Regions from separate parts of the Homo sapiens genome. Here region 2 is linked to region 1. Evidence: chromatin loops called from intact Hi-C (ENCODE). Cell type or tissue: PC-3. All regions are shown on one strand. Each heading gives the region's core, and the rest is flanking DNA. Links, peaks and the distances in the headings are about the cores only. Region 1 has its middle 200 kb from the start of SNORA105A. Region 2 overlaps CDH12 (cadherin 12).

What was found. A loop is a pair of places that touch in the nucleus more often than their neighbours do. Peaks named below come from ENCODE experiments on the same cell type or tissue, not always from the same donor. Only the 100,000 strongest peaks of a DNase experiment are listed, where the experiment ranks them.
Region 2: a loop joins it to region 1, with 6 times the contacts of the local background. A loop is called at or near these places in 1 of 110 quality-filtered maps.

The regions. Positions count from the first base shown.
Region 1 is chr5:21,678,753-21,683,156 of GRCh38, reverse strand. No RefSeq gene overlaps it. Among named protein-coding and RNA genes, the nearest start is that of SNORA105A, 200 kb to the left of the region's middle. In PC-3, for the core only: no CTCF peak of the experiment used is centred there; DNase peaks (open chromatin) are centred at 2,276 and 2,736; H3K4me3 peaks cover 422 bases; H3K27ac peaks cover 1,848 bases.
Region 2 is chr5:22,082,483-22,086,886 of GRCh38, reverse strand. All of the region lies in intron 4 of CDH12 (cadherin 12), which reads left to right. Among named protein-coding and RNA genes, the nearest start is that of SNORA105A, 200 kb to the right of the region's middle. In PC-3, for the core only: no CTCF peak of the experiment used is centred there; no DNase peak of the experiment used is centred there.

The DNA of each region.
Region 1 (4,404 bases), core at 313-4,312:
CAAGGATATGGGGAAACCACAACACTCAGACTTTGCAGGTGGTAATCTAAAGTGATACATCCACTGTAAAAACTGTTTCTCATCAATTAACACATACACTAACTATATTCCCAGTCATTCTACTGTGATGTGCATGCACAAGTCTGCCCATGGATGTTCATAGCAGCTTCATTTATAATAGCCTCAAACTGGAAAGAAACCAAATGTCTATCACCAGGGAAATGGACAAACACAATGTTGCATGAACATACATTGTAATGCTAATCAGCAGTAAAAAAAAAAAAAAAAAAAAAAACTACCGCATTTTTGCAACTTAGATGAATCTCAAAAAATAATTTTCCTGAGTCAAAGAAGCCAAAAAAGTACACAGTGTGTGACCCCATTTTTATAAGATGCTAGAAAATGTAAACACATCTATAATTAACAAAGCCCATCAAGGTTTGCTTGGAGTAGAAGTTGTGGGTGGGATAGACTGCAAAGAAACATAAGCAAACTTTTGGTTGTGGTAGTGGTGTCGGGTGTAAATAGATGTTAAAGTCTATTAAATTGTACACTTTAAGTGGGTGCAATTTGTTATACATAAACTATATCTCAATAAAGCTTCTCTTTCCTAAAAAAAAGTGCCTAGTCAAAGCTTTCATTTATTAATTCTTACTTAGGAATAACAAAAGTTTTCCAGGTAAATTAGACTATAGTTATCTAAACTGGTAGCCAGAAAGCAATCAAAGTCTTATAATTCTACATAACAGAAAATGGCTTTTTAAATTTTAAAATGGAATATTTTTAAAGAAGTTATCATCAATTGCCTGGCTCTATTATCTGAAATTCATTATGAGGTATAGATTTGTTTTATACCTGTGTTACACCACGTTTACAGATAAATTATTTATATAGTTTGGGCAGGGAAACCTCTTACTTAAGATACATAAAATGGATTAAAGAAATTTATGACAAAATGTGGTTACTCTTCTCAGTTTTTAATATTCCACCAGACCAATTTGGATTTCCTGCTGGGTAGACTTACTCATAATTAAGCCCAGACCCTGATTCTTTGGGATGAAGAGTTGCAGCCTCATTCATATTTAATACTAACAGATTTCTTAGGCTACGGCAAGTGTACTAAAGAGGAATGAGTGGAACCTTAAGACACAGGATTGGGATATACAGACATACACAGAAGAGGTTGAGAAATTTGAACAAACAGATTCTCAAAATTCTCTTGCTTTAGAGACAGCTTAATGCCTTCTCCTCCAAGAAAGTCAACCTTAATATGCGTACAAAGAAATAAAGAAAGAAAAAAATAGTGAAAGAAAGAAAGAAAAAAAACAATGACAAACACTTTTATTGACTGCCCTTGGGTAATTTATAATTTTTCTCAGGACAAATCCTCATGGTGCGTCATTGCCTGGGCTTTTAAGAAGAGCTAGAGCTCTTCTTTTTTTTTTTTTTTATCTTTTATTTTCTTTTCCTTACGATTTTCTTAATAACATTGTCTTTTCCCTAGCTTACTTTATCATAAGAATATAACATACAATCCATGTAACTTATGAAATATGTGTTAACCAACTGTTCATGTTTTCAGTAAGGCTTCTGATCAGCAAAAGTGTTACAGGTTTTTCTTATCATTTATTGGTAGAAGGCTGAGGAGAATGTATGAAATTCCTAGGATGTTTTAAGAAGAATGAAATACAACGCTCGATGGGGCCAAATACCATTATAGTTACCCTCACTCTGCATTCAGGGTTTAATGCCACAGCCTAAAAAGATGGAAGTGTTGGCTGGGCACTGTGGCTCACGCCTGTAATCCCAGCACTTTGGGAGGCCAAGGCAGGTGGATCACGAGGTCAGGAGATCAAGACCATTCTGGCCAACATGGTGAAACCCCGGCTCTATTAAAAATACAAAAATTAGCTGGATGTGGTGGCATATGCCTGTAATCCTAGCTACTCGGGAGGCTGAGGCAGGAGAATCACTTGAACCAGGGAGTCAGAGGTTGCAGTGAGCTGGGATCGCGCCACTGCACTCTAGCCTGGCGACAGAGAGACTCTATCTCAAAAAAAAAAAAAAAAAAAAAGATAGAAGTGTTGTTTATAGTCTACTAGATTGGCTAATCAAATTCTGGACTTAAATGACTTTGTATTAATGAAATTGAAATACCAGCACTCTTCTGGTAAACAGTGAAGTTGCAAGTCTCTGAGAATGACCATATAGCAATGGATCTATTTTGTCAACTTGTTCAGTGACTTTTTATCCATGCCCGGGAGGACCTGGAGTCTATTACTTACATAAGACATTGCAAGTGTATTAGTAAGAGGGCATTAGTATCCTCAAAAACTCTACGGTGCTTGTCCTTTGTAGGCAGGAGTTAATGGTGATGAATGCTGTTATTAAGTAGTTTTTCCTAATTTCAAAGGAAATAATGAAATTCAGAAACTGTAGAGGCCAAGGGGTAGCAATTAACTGTTTGAAAAAAATCAGGTGCAGTGATCACAATAGGCCTCAGAAACACACTAGTAATGAGAGTATCTTATCATGCAGATATTGGAGACCTCTAACTAATCACTGGATCATAATAAATGGAAACAGCTTAGTCATTTACTAAGATGATATACAGAGGAGAGAAATTTTAGATTTTGTGTGAAGGCCCCATTCTTTGAGGAAGCCCAAATAGCCCTGTAAAAGGCTATGGCTGAGTTCCCAGTCACAGTAGCCTTAATCTGTCAGTAATGTGAGTTAATCACCTTAAAACTGGATCCCTCTGCCCCAGTTGAGTCACTCTGTCTCATGTCTTATGAGTCAGACAACATTTTCCACCCCCTGAGATTGTTCCAGATTCATGAGCAAAGTAAATTATTTTTGCTATTTTGTCATTAAGTTTTGGAGTAGCTTTTAATACAATAATAAATTATTAGAGCAGGCATATTGGAATTTTCCTCCATACTGAGATATAAGCTGCTATTCCTTGCACTGCCCACTGCAAGATAAAATGGCATAACCTCTGGTGAAACTCTTAGAATTTTAGAGATAACCTGTACGACATGGGGCTACACTGCATCAACCTATTTTGAGAAGTATGTCATGGTTTCCTACTAAGCACTCATAAGAACTAATGTCTAACCTTGAACCCTAGGTGACTGTGACTTTACCTGCTCATCATGAGCTTGCTAATATAGTATCTACCGCATAATAAGTTTGGACAGGAGTCTGCATAATAAGTATGCACCAAGAGTCCATTGTTAAATGGAAATGGTATGTGTGAGACTCATTCTATGCATCTTGTTCAATCTTTATGTGAAGCCTCATGATGAGTGCTCCATGAGCTAATAAATGAAGAACAAAAAGCATGGACCTGAATTAAGAATCGGTTTGCCCAGCATACTGCCCCAAATGCATGTGAGTACTTCCTTTGTCATAGCCCTATACAGAGGTGACCCTAAAGACAAGGTAAAGTGAAATCTTCCAAAAGGGCAGAAACATCTGCCTTGTAGACAGTACATTAGGTTGTCCACACTGCATGGAAAGGAATAAGGTCTGAGGTTTGTATTTTAACACATGGACAGTGATTGATGGCACAGATGCCTGAACAAGAGCTTGGATAGAACAAAATTATTTAATTGGTAACATAGACTCCTAGGGGAATGGTGCAAAGGGTAATTGATTCTGATTATTTTGGAGGAACTTAACTTGGTATTACAAAATGGGGACAAGAAAAGATATTTCTGGAAATCAGGGCATTCAATGAAATAACATTTAGTTCTCTCCCTTAATTAAAGCCTTGCAGCTATTCAGGGAACCCTTACTTAAGGAAAATGGATGAGGCTGGGCGCAGTGGCTCACTCCTGTAATCCCAGCACTTTGGGAGGCCAAGGTGGGTGGATCACTTGAGACCAGGAGTTTGAGAGCAGCCTAGCCAACAAGGCGAAATCCTGTCTCTACTAAAAATACAAAAATTAGCTCTGTGTCATGGCGTGTGCCTGTAATCCCAGCTACTCAGGAGGCTGAGGCAGAGAATTGCTTGAACCTGGGAGACAGAGGCTTCAGTGAGCTGACATCCCAGCACTGCACTTCAGGCTGAGCAATGAAGCAAGACTCCATCCAGAAAAAAAAAAGAAAGAAAAGAAAAAAGAAAAATGGGTGAATCTCAGTAACAACAGCAAGCATTGTGGCGTTCTAAGTGGCCCTCTTTTTATCTCCTTTTTCCCTCTTCATTGTAGCCTTAAAAACCAACAGTCTGCAAACAACTGAATAATAGCTACTGAAGAGGGGTAAGAAGTTGGGCCTCCTGAACTTACCTGTTCCCAGAGAACCATCATTGTTCAACGAGTCTGCCATATCCCCACACCCATCTTCAAAGTAGTCTTTATTATGTATGACTTGAAGCTTACCTAATGAGAATAAACTTTT
Region 2 (4,404 bases), core at 274-4,273, 400 kb before region 1:
TTCAAACAATGCAGTTAAAATCACACCACAAAAATAAAGATGTGATCGATTTCTTTTCTCCTTAAAGAGAGAGATTCTGTCTCTTGCCATAAAGTACTGGAAAGATGTCCCATGTTGAGTTTCTTTTTTTTTTAACATTTTTTTTTTCTTGGCTTGTAGGAGATACCAGTAGCAGCCATTTTCATTTCAGTAAAACTAGTAGCAGCCATTTTCATATCAGTTAAAATTCGGGCCGGGCACGGTGGCTCACGCCTGTAATCCCAGCACTTTGGGAGGCCAAGGCGGGTGGATCACAAGGTCAGGAGTTCAATGCCAGCCTGGCCAAGATACTAAAAATGCAAAAAACAAACAAACAAACAAACAAACAAAAAACAAATTAGTGGGACTTGTTGGCACGTGCCTGTAATCCCAGCTACTCAGGAGGCTGAGGCAGAGAATTGTTTAAACCCGGGAGGCGGAGGCTGGAATGAGACGAGATCACGCCACTGCACTCCAGCCCGGGTGACAGAGTGAGACTCCGTCTCAAAAAATAATAATAAAAAATAAATAAATAAATAAATATATAAATAAAATTCAAATAGCATATTTTGGCTTCCTAACATACTTGAGAAGTAGGGAGTAGAATCTGGACAAGCCAGAGAGGCAGGATTAATGAACCCCATAAGTTAAGATCATTGAGTAATAATCATCTACAGACACCTCTGTTTTGCTGATAAGAATTAGCAGAGATTGGTTTACTATGTCTGCTTCTCAGCAGGCAGTCTATAAAACAAAAGAGTGAGTGTTAAGGGTTTGCTATACCAGAGAGAGAGTCATATGTCATTTTGGGATAGGTTTAACTGGAACCAAAAAAGCTGCATTAGGGATGTATGCTCATTCCCAAGGCTTTTCAAAAAGTACCATGTTTTCCTGAACAAAGCTTAAAATTTGCATAACAGTGCCTGTTGAAACCTTCAAATAATTTTCCTGGGAGTCATATTCTTAAACTATCAGATTTGCTTGAAGTCTTTAAATATTTACTGATTATAATGCATTTCATACAATAGGAAGCAGAAAGCTTAATTTATGAAGTTAAGTCAAATAAAATAATGTTTTCAAGGTGAAGAATAACATTAAAAAATATAAAGCATATTGTTGACATTTTAATATTTTTTGGATTACGTAAGTTATGCTGCCATTGATTTTTTTTAATAATATGGAAAATAAAGCCTTCCCTTATATTGTTCAATGGGGATCACTTTTGATTACTATTTCAAATTAAAGGGCCACCTATTCACAAGAGGAGGTGGGGGAGGTTGTATTATTTTCCTTTTAAATTTTAAGAAGTGCCCTTGAAAAATTACTCCATAGAATATTAATTTAAAATAGACCACAAGCATAGTCACCATTAAAGAGTTCTCCAATATGCAGTTAGTATTAGAATGCTACCCATAATAGAGAACACCTTTTAATAATTAACAAGTCTTTCAGCTTAATAAGTTGTCCCTGACAAAGAGAACCCTTTCAATGTAATTTATATTGAATATATTTGCCCTTTTTCAGGAGTTATTCTTAAAAGCAAACACTCCCCATTTAAATAAATAACTAGGGAAACCACAGCCTTTGTATATCTTTTAGCTTTGGAGGCACACTTCAAGGAAGTGTTACTGTCAGTGAGTATTTCACAACTAAATATCTGCTGCTTTGATATATGACCATTTAAAAAAAAAAATCCCTCCTGCTAAAAGGGATGTTGGGCTCCAGAGAGTCATCATCCGAGTTAAGAAGTCTTTGAAAAGTCACTCTGGCTCTACAAAAGATGAGGAAGCATAGACAAATATAAATATTTTATCACTGTACCTGAAATCAGGTATATGGAATACAACCTACTTCTGGTGATGTCCTTTGTAGCAAATCTGTCTTCCTTAAGGTTCACATATTTCCATAGGGTACTGACCTCCCAGAATAAGCTTTCTGTTCTTGCTTTTATAACAACACCATTGGTGCTGGGGCAAGTATACCCAGGTTGATGGCTTGATATAGTTTTTCCTTGTAATTTAGCCTGTGTTTCATGCCTGGGGGAGTTGTTTGCCTTTCACTTAAGAACTGGAGTCCTTCAATCTCCTTGCATTATTATTGTTGTGATATAGCACTTTAAAAGCTCCCTGGCTGACAACCGTGGCCAGAGTCTGGGATCTGCTGGGAGCAGCATCCTGTACTGAAAATAACATTGGTTCATCTGTTCACTGAAGGACTGTAGTGTTATAGAGACTTGAAATGGATTTTAGGATTATAAAACAATGACAGGAGTGAGGAAATGCACTCACACACGTTCTCATTGAGGGATGAGATTGAAAAATATTTACTTAGTCATATTTATTGTATAGCTCCACAAATAAAAGACCATTGTTGATTGTGTCCTCACAGTTCAAATGCTACTTAACAGATAGTTACTTAGCATAAAACTATGCTGTGAATTCATGTAAAATGATACTTCAGATCTTTCTTGTTCCAAAGTCAATATTTTTATTAATCCATTAAGTAATTTATTTATTTTTAATAATATCAATGCCAGAAGCAATCCTCAAATGTAGAATTGTCAGGTAGGTCAAACAGGCTGCCATCTCATCTATCGGACCCCAGAACTACATCCACAGTTCAAGATCACTAGGAAGAGCTCCCTGGAACAGTTGGAAACCCTCATACCCTCTTTTCTGTACAACAGCTATTTCTTATCACTCAACCTGGTGACCTGTTTAGTGCCTTGATGGGCTGTTGGAGCACTTTCTGAATTTTCAGTCACTGTGCAATCCTATGAGAACAGTGACCATGTCTATTATTTCCTACCTCTGCCTAAAATTATGTCCTTCCCAGATCTTTGTGGGTGGAAAGCTGGGAGTCTTGGATCTCTGGACTTCAGAGGAACTATATTGACCTGATAGCTTAAATCTCCTAATTTTACAAAAGAGCTAAATGAGTCTGAAAGCTTAAGCTGCCCAGTATTGAAATACCTGCTTAGGTTTTGAAAAATAACTTGAAACTCAAGTTTGCGGGCACATATTCCTTGTTTTACTAGGATTGGAAACCCCTGAGGTTTTGTGTATTTTTATATCTATTAACAGAGGGGCAACACCGTAGAGGATCCAAGAGTATGAGCTCTGTAGTCAGACTGCCCAGATTCAAGCCTGCCTGCTATGTACTAACATGTAGATCATGGTCAAGTCACTTAACATCTCTGTTCCTCCATTTCTTCTGTCAAATGGGTGTAATAATACCACCTCCTTCACAGGGCTGTTATATAGGCATAGAACATACAACACTATGTAGAACATTGTAAGTTTTCAATAAAGGTTAGCTATTACCATTCAATGAATTATTCATTCAAACTTAACAAAGATGTACTTGGTGCCTACAATTTGCCAGGTAATAGTGTAGACCCCAGGAACAGAATGGCTGATAAAATAGGCATCATTACTCCTCCCTAGCTTCTCTTTACGCCACCACTCCACCCAGAAAAGAGTAAACAAATAATCACATGAGTACACTCCTAATATAAATTACTGTTATTACTGTTATTAACATGAGTTAAAACTAAGGAGTTTGGACTCAGGAAAGGAAGAGAATGGCAAGGGTTGAACATGCAGAGGTCGATTATGCAGGCCTTGTTAAATTCGTAAATGTCATATTAAAGTTCTGGATTTTAATACGTGCAAGGAGAAAGTTTTATGTTTTTAATTACAAGTGCTTCTGCTAAGTGTGATATGCAAGTTTTTTAAAAGCTCTGCATTCTGCAAAATTCATATTAAAATAACAGAGCTCATAGAGAAAAAAGATATGTGCAGATCCCCAAAACTCATGCAATTGCCACTAGCAATCACCATCCCAATGAAAATATCAGCAAAAATAAACTATTGCTAAATAAATATCTAGTAAACATAAAATTCTACTCTTAAAAAAGAAGGTAATTTGATAACATGGATACAAGTAAAGTTCAGCCTACTTTGAGAGAGAAATGCATAAAAATCTGGAAGAAACACAGCACAGTATGATAGAATTTGTGTCCAACAAGAGCCAAAGTAAGAACAGAATGTGGGCCTGAGGGAAATGGGCATCATGTTCTACGTTGCACTCCTCTGTGGCTCCAGTTAACTTCAGCTTTATTACCATAGTTTGCATTTAGCTGCTGTTGTTTCCTGATGCAAACTGTTTATGTGTTGGTGAATTAGCTTATGAAACAACACACAGTAGTCACCCCTTATCCTGCGTCATTTTCCATGGTTTCAGTAACCGGTGATCAACTGCAGTCCAAAAATATTAAATAAAAACCTACAGAAATAAACAATTTATAAGGTTTGAACTGTGCACCATTTAGAGTAGCATGATGAAATTTTGCACCATATACTTCTGTCCCACCTGGGATGTGTA